Linked DNA regions of Homo sapiens: region 2 is linked to region 1. Evidence: read pairs that join two places in POLR2A ChIA-PET (ENCODE). Cell type or tissue: Panc1. All regions are shown on one strand. Each heading gives the region's core, and the rest is flanking DNA. Links, peaks and the distances in the headings are about the cores only.

Evidence for each region. Peaks named below come from ENCODE experiments on the same cell type or tissue, not always from the same donor. Only the 100,000 strongest peaks of a DNase experiment are listed, where the experiment ranks them.
Region 2: POLR2A ChIA-PET joins it to region 1 with 7 read pairs; 3 of 35 experiments call an interaction of 5 or more read pairs at or near these places.

The regions. Positions count from the first base shown.
Region 1 is chr19:13,785,009-13,792,652 of GRCh38, reverse strand. No RefSeq gene overlaps it. Among named protein-coding and RNA genes, the nearest start is that of ZSWIM4, 6.6 kb to the left of the region's middle. RefSeq lists enhancers at 4,479-4,768, 5,833-6,794. In Panc1, for the core only: no CTCF peak of the experiment used is centred there; no DNase peak of the experiment used is centred there; H3K4me3 peaks cover 19 bases; H3K27ac peaks cover 263 bases.
Region 2 is chr19:14,543,834-14,549,158 of GRCh38, reverse strand. The region is part of intron 1 of TECR (trans-2,3-enoyl-CoA reductase); the gene reads right to left. It also overlaps a transcript of DNAJB1 not described here. Among named protein-coding and RNA genes, the nearest start is that of TECR, 17 kb to the right of the region's middle. In Panc1, for the core only: no CTCF peak of the experiment used is centred there; no DNase peak of the experiment used is centred there.

The DNA.
Region 1 (7,644 bases), core at 2,136-4,635:
AAAAAATTAGCCTGGCGTGGGGGCGGGCACCTGTAGTCCCAGCTACTCCGGAGGCTGAGGCAGGAGAATGGCGTGAACCCGGGAGGTGGAGCTTGCAGTGAGCTGAGATCGCGCCACTGCACTCCAGCCTGGGCAATAGAGCAAGACTCCGCCTCAAAAAACAAAACAAAACAAAACAAAACAAAAATCAGCTGGGCGTGGTGGCGGGCGCCTGTAATCCCAGCTGCTTGCGAGGCTGAGGCAGGAGAATCACTTGAACCCAGGAGGCGGAGTTTGCAGTGAGCCAAGATTGCACCACGGCACTCCAGCCTGGGCAACAAAGTGAGACTCTGTCTCAAAAAAAAAAAAAAAAAGACAGAACAAAAGAAAGCAAATGTTTAGTGTTGTTAACATGTTGAAATTATATTTTAGATAAACTTGGTTTAATAAAATACATTATTAAAATTGATTTCATATATTTTCTTTTACATGGTTTCAGGACATTTAAATTACGTATGTAGGCTGGGTACAGTGGCTCAGGGCTGTAATCCCAGCACTTTGGAAGGCCGAGGCGGGCAGATCATCTGAGGTCAGGAGTTTAAGACCAGCTTAGGCGGGGCGCGGTGGCTCACTCCTGTAATCCCAGCACTTTGGGAGGCCGAGGAGGGCGGATCGCAAGGTCAGGAGTTTGAGACCAGCCTGGCCAACATAGTGAAACCCCGTCTCTACTAAAAATACAAAAAATTAGCTGGGCCTGGTGGCGGGTGCCTGTAATCCCAGCTACTTGGGAGGCTGAGGCAGGAGAATGGCGTGAACCCGGGAGGTGGAGGTTGAAGTAAGCTGAGATCACAGTGTTGCACTCCAGCCTGGGCGACAGAACGAGACTCCGTCTCAAAAAAAGAAAAAAAAAAAAAAAGACCAGCTTGGCCAACATGGTGAAACCTGTCTCTACTAAAAATACAAAAAATTAGCCAGGCATGGTGGTGCGTGCCTGTAATCCCAGCTACGTGGGAGGCTGAGGGAGGAGAATCGCTTGAACCTGGGAGGCAGAGGTTGCAGTGAGCCAACATCGCACCACTGCACTCCAGCCTGGGTGAAAGAGTGAGACTCCATCTCAAAAAAAATATATATATATATATATAAAATAAATAAATAAAGTAAAATAAAATAAAATAACATATGTGGCAGGGCACAGTGGTTGGTCCCTGTAAACACAGCACTTTGGGAGGCTGAGCGGAGAGCAGCACTTGAGTCCAGGAGTTTGTGACTGGGCTAGGCAACACAGTGAGATGCTATCTCAAAAATAAATAAGTAAATAAATAAATAAATAAAAGTATATATGTGTCTCAAGTTGTATTTCTTTCTTTTTTTCCTTTTTTGTTTTTTGTTTTTTTTTTTTTTGAGCCGGAGTCTCGCTCTGTCACCAGGCTGGAGTGCAGTGGCGCGATCTCGGCTCACTGCAACCTCACTTGAACCTTGGGTTCAAGCAAGTCTCCTGCCTCAGCCTCCCAAGTAGCTGGGACTATAGGTGTGCGTCACCACACCCGGCCAATTTTTGCATTTTTAATAGAGATGGGGTTTTACCATGTTGGCCAGGCTGGTCTCGAACTCCTGACTTCAAGTGATCCACCTGCCTTGGCCTCCCAAAGTCCTGGGATTACAGGCGTGAGCCACCATCCCTGGTTAATTTTTTTTTTTTTTTGAGACGGAGTTTCGCTTTTGTTGCCCAGGCTGGAGTGCAATGGCGTGATCTCGGCTCACCGCAGCCTCCACCTCCCGGGTTCAAGCGATTCTCCTGCCTCGCCTCCCAAGTAGCTGGGATTACAGGCACCCGCCACCATGCCCTTCTAATTTTTGTATTTTTAGTAGAGACGGGGTTTCTCCATGTTGGTCAGGCTGGTCTGGAACTCCCGACCTCAGGTGATTTGCCTGCTTCTGCTTCCCAAAGTGTGAGGATTACAGGTGTGAGCCAGCATGCCTGGCCAATTTTTTTGAATTTTGATAGAGAGGAAGTCTTGTTGTGTTGCCCATGGTCTTGAATTCCTGAGTTCAAGCAATCCTTCCGCCTCGGCCTCCCAGATTGCTGGGATTACAGGCGTGAGCCACCACATCCGGCTTGAGTTGTATTTCTGTTAGACAGTGCCCGTCTTGAGAAACCACAGCCTGCCACAGTGATAGCAACAGAAATAGCAATAATAATAATGTGTTGAGTGCTCATGCAATGCCCGTAGCTATGGAGATAAACGCTGAAGTATAAGCCGTCAAACAGTGTTGCAAAGTGGGGACTGTCACTTCCATTTCTTAGAGGAGGAAACTGAGGCTTGGAGAGGCTGAGCCACTTGCTTGAGGTCACCCAGCAGTAGGAGCTGGACTAGTGGAAGTCAACTGGGGGCTGCTTTGGAGCCCTAGACTTACTGGGGTATCTCCTTGCATAGGATTTAGACTTATGGGGAGTGAGTAACTGGGGTCAGAGGAGACACAGGGAGGAGTTCAAGCAAAGGATGGCCGGGTGCAGTGGCTCACACCTGTAATCCCAGCACTTGGGGAAGCTGAAGTGGGAGGATTGCTTGAGTCCAGGAGTTCAAGACCAGGCTGGGCAATATAGCGAGACCCCCCTCCCCCATTTCTAAAAATTTATTTGATGTTTATTTATTTATTTATTTTTTAATTTTTGAGATGGAGTCTTGCTGTGTAGCCCAGGCTGGAGTGCAGTGGTGCGATCTTGGCTCACTGTAACCTCTGCCTCCCGGGTTTAAGTGATTCTCCTGCCTCAGCCTCCCGAGTAGCTGGGTTTACAGGCATGTGCCACCACACCGGGCTAATTTTTTTGTATTTTTAATAGAGACGGTGTTTCACCGTGTTAGCCAGGCTGGTCTCGAACTCCTGACGTTGTGATCCACCCACCTCGGCCTCCCAAAGTGCTGGGATTACAGGCGTGAGCCACTGCACCTGGCCTATTTATTTATTAGTTTATTTATTTATTTTGAAATGGAGTCTTGCTCTGTTGCCCAGGCTGGAGTGCGGTGGCGAGTCTCAGGTCACTGCAAGCTCCACATCCTAGGGTCAAGCAATTCTCCTGTTTCAGCCTCCCGAGTAACTGGGACTATAGACGAGCGCCACTATACCCAGAAAATTTTTGTATTTTTACTAGAGACGGGGTTTCACCATGTTGGCCAGGCTGGTCTCAAACTCCTGACCTCAGGTTATCTGCCTGCCTCGGCCTCCCAAAGTGCTGGGATTACAGGTGTGAGCCACTGTGCCTGGCCTAAATTTTTTTTTTTTTTAATTAACCGGGTGTGGTGGTGCGCATCTGTAGTCCCAGCTACTCAGGAAGCTGTGGTGGGAGGATTGCTTGAGCCTAGAAGGTTGAGGCTGCAGTGAGCCATGATTGCGCCACTGCACTCCAGTCTGGGCGACAGAGCCAGACCTCGTCTCAAGAAAAAACAAACCAAGACAGAACAAAAATGAAAAGCATGTCTTTCTGGTGCTCCCCTTGCAAACAGGACCTCAGGGCTGGCTTTTCCCAGCAGCCCTCTTCAGCATCTGATACGTGGCTATGTCGGCTAAGTCTAGCTTTGAAAGGGCTCCAATGTACGTCCTGTAATGCTGAATCAGAGAAGTCACTCTAGGCCAGTGGGTAGACTTTAGGAGGAACACAGAATGGGGTATCAGAGGGTGAGAATGTCTTATTTAATTCTCTAACAATAGATACTAACATATATATATAGAGAGAGAGACAGACAGAGAGAGAGTCTTGCTCTGTTGCTCAGGCTGGAGTGCAGTGGAGCGATCTCAGCTCACTACAGCCTCCGCCTCCCGGGTTCAAGCTATTCTCCTGCCTCAGCCTCCTGAGTAGCTGGGATCACAGGGCAAACCCGGCTAATTTTTGTATTTTTAGTAGAGATGGGGTTTCACCATGTTGGCCAGGCTGGTCTCGAACTCCTGACATCAGGTCATCCACGCTCCTCCGCCTCCCAAAGTGCTGGGATTACAGGTGGGAGCCACTACGCCCTGCCTTCAAACAGCTAACCCTGTTTTGAGACAGGGTCTTGCTCTGTTGCGTGGGTTGAAGTGCAATGGCGTGATCACGACTTGCTGCAGCTTCAACCTCCCGGGCTCAAGTGGTCCACCTGCCTCAGCCTCGTGAGTAGCTGAGACTGCAGGCGTGTAGCACTATGCCTGGCTAATTTTTTAAAACAATTTTTTTAAAAGAGATGGGGTCTCACTATGTTGGCCAGGCTGATCTTGAGCTCCTGGGCTCAAGCGATCGATCCTTCCACCTTGGCTTCCCAAAGTGCTGGGATTACAGGTGTGAGGGGCTGTGCCCAGCCAGTCCCATCTACTTGAAAGGCAGAGGAGGTAGGATCGCTTATGCCTCGGAGTTCAAGACCAGCCTGGACAATATAGCAAGACTCTTGTCTCAAAAAAAAAAAAAAAAAAAAAAAAGAGGAAAAAAAGGAGTTTGATGGGGGTAGTTCCAACCACCTGCGTCCTTCCTTCTCAGTAAAGCCAGCAAGCTTGGGCTTTGGGGAAATGGAAGCCAGATTGATCCTGCCCGCGCCCAGCGTGAGCTCACTGTCTAGGCATGTACAGCTCCTGACCCCAAACCACGTGTGCTCTCAACCCGTGGAAGATGGGGCTACCCTGGGGGCTCAGATGAAGGTGGAGACAAGGACCCCCAGCTCGTGGATATCTCCACCCTAGCTTTCTGAGGGTCCCTCCCTTCTGCCAGCCCCCTGCAGCACCCCCAGCCACCGTTGACTCAGGCAGGAAACCAGCTGGGTAGGCTTCGCTTGCTTCCTGGTCGCGACGACGCAGCCCCTCCGGCATGCGCAGCTGGCAAGATTTCCTTCTTGCATTTCTTTTCTTTCTTTTTGAAACAGAAGTTCATGGGCAAAGTGTCAGGGCCCTGCCAGGAGAAGTGGTCGTGCCAGGTCGAGGCGGGGGAAGGTGGAGGCAGGAGAGAAAGGCTTAGGCAAGAATAACTGTGTTTTTTTGTTTTTTTTTTTTGTTGTTGTTTTTTTTTGAGACGGAGTTTCGCTCTTGTTGCCCAGGCCAGGCTGGAGTGCAATGGCGCGATGTTGGCTCACCGAAACCTCCACCTCCTGGGTTCAAGTGATTCTCCTGCCTCAGCCTCCTGAGTGGCTGGGATTACAGGCATGTGCCACCACGCCAGGCTTATTTTGTATTTTTAGTAGAGGCAGGGTTTCTCCATGTTGGTCAGGCAGGTCTCAAACTCCTAACCTCAGGTGATCCGCTCGCCTCAGCCTCCCAAAGTATTTTTTTTTTGAGACGGAGTCTCGCTTGCTCTGTTGCCCAGGCTGGAGTGCAGTGGCGGATCTTGACTCACTGCAACCTCTGCCTCCTGGGTTCAAGCAGGAGTTCAAGCAGCTTGAACCTCCTGGGTTCAAGCTGGATTCTCCTGCCTCAGCCTCCCTGTAATGGGATTACACGCCTGTAATCCCAGCACTGTAATCCCCGCCGCCAGCACTGTAATCCCCGCCGCCAGCCAAGGCGGGCGGATCACGAGGTCAGGAGATCGAGACCATCCTGGCTAACATGGTGAAACCCCGTCTCTACTAAAAAAGACAAAATTAGCTGGGCATGGTGGCGGGCGCCTGTGGTCCCAGCTACTCGGGAGGCTGAGGCAGAAGAATGGTGTGAACCCGGGAGGCGGAGCTTGCAGTGAGTCGAGATCGCGCCACTGCACTCCAGCCTGGGTGACAGAGCAAGACTCCGTCTCAAAAAAAAAAAAAAAGAAAGAAATTGGTATGTCCCTTATCCTTAGGCTCCTGAATTCACACTGAGAGGGAGTGGGGATCCCAATGTAACAGACAGAGAAACTGAGGCTCAGAAAGGCTTTAATTTTTTTTTTTTTTTGAGACAGAGTCTCACTCAGTCGCCCAGGCTGGGGTGGGGTGCAGTGACGTGATCTCGGCTCACTACAACCTTTGCCTCCCAGGTTCAAGCGATTCTCCTGCCTCAGCCCCCCGAGTAGCTGGGACTACAGGCGCCCGCCACCACGCCTGGCTAATTTTTGTATTTTTAGTAGAGATGGGGTTTCGCCATATTGGCCAGGCTGGTCTTGAATTCCTGACCTCAGGTGATCCACCTGCCTCGGCCTCCCAAAGTGCTGGGATTATAGGCGTGAGCCACAGCGCCCGGCCAATAACTGTCAGGAAAAGCCACATTTAATGACGCCTCTGTCCCTGGGAGAGGGGAGCTAGGGAGGGACAGAGAGGACGGGGGATGGCAGGACTTGGGTTCCCACTGCTCTGCCCCCAGCACACAAGCGCAGCTCCTAGTCACATTGGTATGTCCCGCCAGGCGCGGTGGCTCACGCCCGTAATCCCAGCACTTTGGGAGGCCGAGGCGGGCGGATCATGAGGTCAGGAGTTGAGACCGTCCTGGCTAACACGGTGAAACCCCGTCTCTACTAAAAAACACAAAAAATTAGCCGGGCATGGTGGCGGGTGCCTGCAGTCCCAGCCACTCCGGAGGCTGAGGCAGGAGAATGGTGTGAACCGGGAGGCGGAGCTTGCAGTGAGTCGAGATCGCACCACTGCACTCCAGTCTGGGCGACAGAGCGAGACTCCATCTCAAAAAAAAAAAAAAAAAAAAAAATTGGTATGTCCCTTATTCTTAGGCTCCTGAACTCACACTGAGGGGGAGTGGGGATCCCAATGTAACAGACAGAGAAACTGAGGCTCAGAAAGGTTTTAATTTTTTTTTTTTTTGAGACAGAGTCTCAGTTGCCCAGGCTGGGGTGGGGTGCAGTGACATGATCTCAGCTCACTACAACCTTCACCTCCCAGGTTCAAGTGATTCTCCTGTCTCAGCCTCCCGTTTTGTTTTGTTTTGTTTTGTTTTGTTTTTTGAGACAGAGTCTCACTCAGTCGCCCAGGCTGGGGTGGGGTGCAGTGACGTGATCTCGGCTCACTACAACCTCCGCCTCCCGGGTTCAAGCGATTCTCCTGCCTCAGCCTCCCGAGTAGCTGGGATTACAGGCGCGCACCACCACACCCGGCTAATTTTTGTACTTTTGGTAGAGACGAGGTTTCTTCATGTTGGCCAGGCTGGTGTTGAACTCCTGACCTCAAGTGATCTGCTGGCCTCAGCCTCCCAAAGTGCTGAGATTACAGGCATGAGCCACGGCCCCAGGCTGAGACTCAGAAAGGTGAAGGGACTTGACGGTCACACAGTCAAAAAGTGGCAGAACCTGGCAAAGAACTCAAGGTGTGGGTTCTTCCGGAGTCTGGGGCTCCTGGCTCCAGCACTAATCAGGGCTTGGGGGAGTGCAGGAGGGGAAAGTCACCCAGGAAAGTGAAGGGGAAAATGAGGCTGTTTGGGGAGCCCTGAGGGGAGAGGTGAAGGGGGAATGGGTGAGTGCACATTCCAGACCCCATACCTGCAGTGCCTGAAAGCCCTTCCTTGCCCCTGGGGTGCTCCTCGAAGGGGCTGGCGTCAGAGGCACAAAGGGAGCCAGAATGCAGGATTCCTGGGCTGGTCGAGACGCCACCAGCCTGCGGGTGGATTTAACCCCGGTTAGAGGCGCCTCCTGGTGTCCAACTCCGGTGCCAGATGGCACCCAGAGCCCACCCCGTCCTGGCCCAGAGCCCACCCCGTCCTGGCCCTTGCCTTTCTGATTCCAGATAGAAAGACCGG
Region 2 (5,325 bases), core at 2,659-5,158, 760 kb before region 1:
AATGGGTCAGCAAACTACAGCCGATAGGGCAACTCTGGTCTACTGCCGGCTTTTGAACCGACTAAAAATGGCTTTAACTTTTGTTTTATCTTTTAAAAAATACATGACGTTTTTACCTTTTTAAGCGGATGGAAAAAAAAAATCAAAGAAACCTATTTCATGATATGTGAAAATTAAATTCAAATTTTGGTGTCCATAAATAGAGTTGTATTGAACACGCCATGCTCACTGGATGTCATCTGTGGCTGCCACAGTGGTATCACTGCTGCTGAGATGTCTGAGATGGTTGGATGCGGTGGCTCCCGCCTGTAATCACAGCACTTTGGGAGGCCAAAGTGAGCAGATCACTTGAAATCAGGAGTTTGAGACCAGCCTGGCCAACATGGTGAACCCGTCTCTACCAAAATACAAAAATTAGCCAGACGTGGTGATGCGTGCCTGTAATCCCAGCTACTTGGGAGGCTGAGACAGGAGAATTGCTTGAACCTGGGAAGCGGAGGTTGCAGTGAGTCGAGATCGCACCACCGCACTCCAGCCTGGGCGACAGTGCAAAACTCCGTCTCTAAAAGAAAAAAAAGAGACGACAGAGATGAGCAGTGCTGCAGAGACCCTTAGGCAAAGCCTAAGATCTTTGCTAGCTGGATTAAGTTTGCCAACCCCTGGCTTAGGCCTGGTAACGGCAGTGAGGCTGATGAGAAGTGGTTAAATTCTAGAATGCTGAGCTAAGGGATGTGCTGACATTTGGACATGAGGCATGAGAGAAAGAGCAGAGTCAAACAGCTTAGGGCCTGGGTAACAAACAGGCCGGAACTGCCACCAAGGGGGTGGGGAAATGCAGGTTCAAGAGGAAAAATCAGAAGCTCCATTTTGGACATGTAAAGTTTGAAATGCCCATTAGGCCCAGGCACAGTGGCTCACACCTGTAATCCCAGCACTTTGGGAGGCCGAGGGGGCGGATCATGAAGTCAGGAGATCGACACGATCCTGGCTAACACGGTGAAACCCCATCTCTACAAAAAATACAAAAAATTAGCTGGGCATGGTGGTGGGCGCCTGTAGTCCCAGCTACTTGGGAGGCTGAGGCAGAAGAATCGCTTGACCCAGGAGGCAGAGGTGGCAGTGAACTGAGATCACACCACTGCACTCCAGCCTGGGTGACAGAGCGAGACTCCGTCTCAAAAAAAAAAAAAAAAAAGAAATGCCCATTAAACACACACATGGTTGGGAGGCCAAGGCAGGAGGATCCCTCGAGGCCCAGAGTCCAAGACCCAAGACCCAAGACCAACCTGGGCAACATCGCAAGACCCCATTTCTACCAAAAAAAAACAAAAGTAGCCGGCTGTAGGTGGTATGCACCTGTAGTCCTAGCATAATCAGGAAGCTAAGGCAAGAGTATCACTTAAGCCCAGGAGGCCCAAGCTGCAGTGAACTATAATAGCACCATTGCACTCCAACCTGGGTGACAGAATGAGACCCTGACTCAAAAAAAAAAAAAAATATTAGGTACAGTGGCTCACACCTGTAATCCCAGAACTTTGGGAGGCCAAGGCAGGTGGATTACCTGAGGTCAGGAGTTTGAGACCATCCTAGCTAACATGGTGAAAACTCATCTCGACTGAAAATACAAAAAATTAGCCAGGTGTGGTGGCACATGCCTGTAGTCCCAGCTACTCTGGAGACTGAGGCACGAGAATCACTTGAACTTGGGAGGCAGAGGTTGCAGTGAGCAGAGTTCATGCCACTGCACTCCAGCCTGGGCAACAGACTGAGACTCTGTCTCAAAAAACATAAAATAAAATAAAATAAAATAAAATAGGCCAGGTACGGTGGCTCACGCCTGTAACTAATATTTTTACCCAAGCTTTAAGAGTTGCAAAAGATGTCATTTCTGGCCTACTGTCGGTATTAAAAATTTTACATAAACATTTACAGGACTCTGTTAAATCTATCTAGAGTCTAAATGCTTCAGTAATTTGAAACCTACCATTATCCCTTTAAAAAAAAATAAGAGGCTATGAATAAGCTCTTTAACATTGGCTCTCTTTTTGCTTTGACGTTGGTTTCTGTTTCCCTCCTTCATAGGATCTTATTATAATACATGTTTATGACTGAAGGTTAGCACTGATTACCCTATCATGTTGATCAAATTGAAATTTAATTTTTAGGCTGGGTGCAGTGGCTCATGCCTGTAATCCCAGCACTTTGGGAGGCCAAGGCGGGCAGATCAGATCACTTGAGGTCAGGAGTTTGAGACCAGCCTGGCCAACATAGTGAAACCCTGTTTCTACTAAAAATACTAAAGTTAGCTGGGCGTAGTGGTGTGCACCTGTAGTCCCAGCTACCTGGGAGGCTAAGGTGGGAGAATGGCTTGAACCCGCCCTCAGAGGTGGAGGTTGCAGCAAGCCAAGATCGCGACACGGCACTCCAGCCAGGGCAACAGAGCAAGACTCCGTCTTAAAAAAAGAAAAGAAAAAATAATGTTTAAGAAATATTTCAGTGACCAAAGGTTCTAAGCATAGAAAGAAAAATCCAGGCTAGACACGGTAGTGCATGCAGCCAGGCCAAGATAGTGAGAGCCCTGTTTCTGTAATAAATAAATAAAAAGAAAATTTCTGCAGGAGGTTGCTCACTACAACCTCTGCCTCCCGGGTTCAAGCAATTCTCCTGCCTCAGCCTCGCAAGTAGCCAGGATTACAGACACGTGCCACTGCACCTGGTTAATTTTTGTATTTTTAGTAGAAGAGGGGTTTCAGCATGTTGACCAGGCTGGTCTTGAACTCCTGACCTCAAGTGATCCGCCCACCTCAGCCTTCCAAAGTGCTGAAATTACAGGTGTGAGCCACTACACCTGGCCTAGGGTGGAGTTTTCTCAGAGCAAAAAAAAAAATCCCAAATCTAGAATTCCTTCTGAGTTAGATGCCCAAAAACTTTCAGTGTGATCTATGATCGGAAATGTCTGTAATGATTTCCCAGCTGAGTAGCCCCCAGCGCCGCCCCCATGATTTTTCTGAAAGCAGATTTGTGACCACCCCAGGTGCAGAAGGACTTGGTCCCCAGGGACGAGCTAGCATGGATCACTTCCTCACCTTCCAGGCAGGTCCCCCAAGAGTCAGTGGCATGGCGGGCGTGACCCAGCCAGGAAGGGAGATCAGGGTCCCAACTCCTAGTCCAGCCATGTCCTGGGGGCTCTATGTGGCCCAGAGGAGCTCTGATCAGGCCTTGGATGGAATACTGAGCCACTCAGCTCTGCCTGAGGGAGGCTGCGGTTACCTGCTGCGTTGTGACCCATTTCCGATGCTCCTCGGGGACAGCAGGAAGAAGCCAGGGAACCCACACAGCCCTTTCCCAAGCCGCAGCCCTTTCCCAAGCACAGCAGGGATGTACTTGTCACACGGAGACCTACAAAGGGCTCAACCGTGTGCAGGGGTGTCTGTCACTCCCAAAAACCTTTTCTGCTAACTGTGCAGTTTGCACTCGCCATGCACGCAACCAACACGGACTGTGCCCCTTGCTGCGTCGGGCCTGCCTGTGCCAGCTGCTGGGCTCAGTGATGAATGGCAGTCAGGCGGGTGTAACAAGAGCGTGCGGGCAGCGATCCAAGGGCCGGGATATGACAGTGCGCACGACTGAGAGAGGCTATCCCCCCCACCCCCTAGGCTTGCTGGTGCTCAAGGGGACATGAACAAAGCACCTATTACATAATACGGGGTCACGATGTACCAGGAGCTGTGGAGAGGAGACAGCGGTGCAGAGGGCCCAGAGGGCCACAGTGGGTGTGCCCGGGAGGACCCTGCTGAGGAAATGGGATTTCAGCTGAGGGCCAGCATGAGGCTCCCTGGCGGGGAATGCAAAGGCCCTGGGGTAGCACAGAGCTTTGGGGAAGCGGGTGACACCCGGAGGCTGGAACAGAGTAAATTTTAGGGGGAGCAGCTAAGCAGCAGGCTGGAGCAGAGCCAAGACAAGTGCTTTAGGTTTTACCCTTGAGCAATGAGGAATCGCTGGAATGCCACAGGCTGCTTTGGTTTCTTGAAGAATCATCTCTCTGCTGGGGACAGAGGAACAGTAAGGGAGCAAATGTGGCTTCAGAGACAGTGGTGAGAGGCTTAGAAACAACTCAGGGCAGAGACTCAGGTGCTTGGACCAGGGAGGGAACAGAGAAGGGAAGGAGTGAAAAGGACACCGCAGTTCCTAGATTCTGATGTGTCAATGGTTCAAAACAAGCCACGTGCTGGGCATGGTGGCTCTTGTCTGTAATCCCAGCACTTTGGGAAACAGAGGCAGGAGGATCACTGGAGCCCATGAGTTCAAGACCAGCTTAGGCAACACAGCAAGACCCCATCTCTACAGAAAATTTTCAAATTAGCCGGGCGTGATGGCATGCACCTGTGGTCTCAGCTACTTGGGAGGCCGGGGCACAAGAATCCCTTGAACCCAGGAGTTGGAGTTGCAGGGAGCCGTGATCGTGCCACTGCACTCCAGCATGGGCGACAGAGTGAGACCCTGTCTCAAAAAAAAAAAAAAAAGGAATGGCCAAACACCGCAGCAGCAAAAGATGAGCCCGGTTCATGGAAGAGCAGAACCCTCTGCTACTATCACCAAGGATATGCTATAAGCTCAGGACCCGCACTCAAAGCCAGACCTGCCAGTCCCATAGAATGGCCGCACACCCCGAGATCATGCAAGCATCCTCGTCCTGATCAGTTGCAGTGACTTTTGAGGGCAGGCATCAATTATGCGGCTGAACGGCTGAGCCTGTCCTGTGTGCTCCGTAAGACAGTGGCCTCTATCAAACATACACATACTCGTTCCACAAGTATCCAGAGACCCTCCCCAGGGCCAGGGGTTACAGGGGAGAGCCAGGGGCTTACACAAACATGCCTTATCAGAAGGTGCCAAGTGCTGTGTGGAGAACTCAAACATGAGGTGACAAGGTGATGAGTGTGGCCTGGGTGAGTCAGGGGCAGAGGCTTCTCGGAGGTATTTTGTCACATTCAGACCAAGACCACACAGCCAGCCTCTCCAGAAACCATCCCCACACCAGTATTTGGATAGGGATTCTCCAGCTCTGTCCTCTGTGGATCCCCCACCCCTGGCTGGGAGATTTTGTTAAACTATTCTCCAGGCCCGGCACGTTGGCTCACACCTGTAATCCTAGCACTTTGGGAGGCTGAGGCGGGAGGATCATTTGAGGTCAGGAGTTCGAGACCTGCCTGGCCAACATGGTGAAACCCTGTCTCTACTAAAAATACAAAAATAAGCCAGGTGTGGGGTGGTGCATGCCTGTAATCCCAGCTACTCAGGAGGCAGAGGCAGAATTGCTTGAAC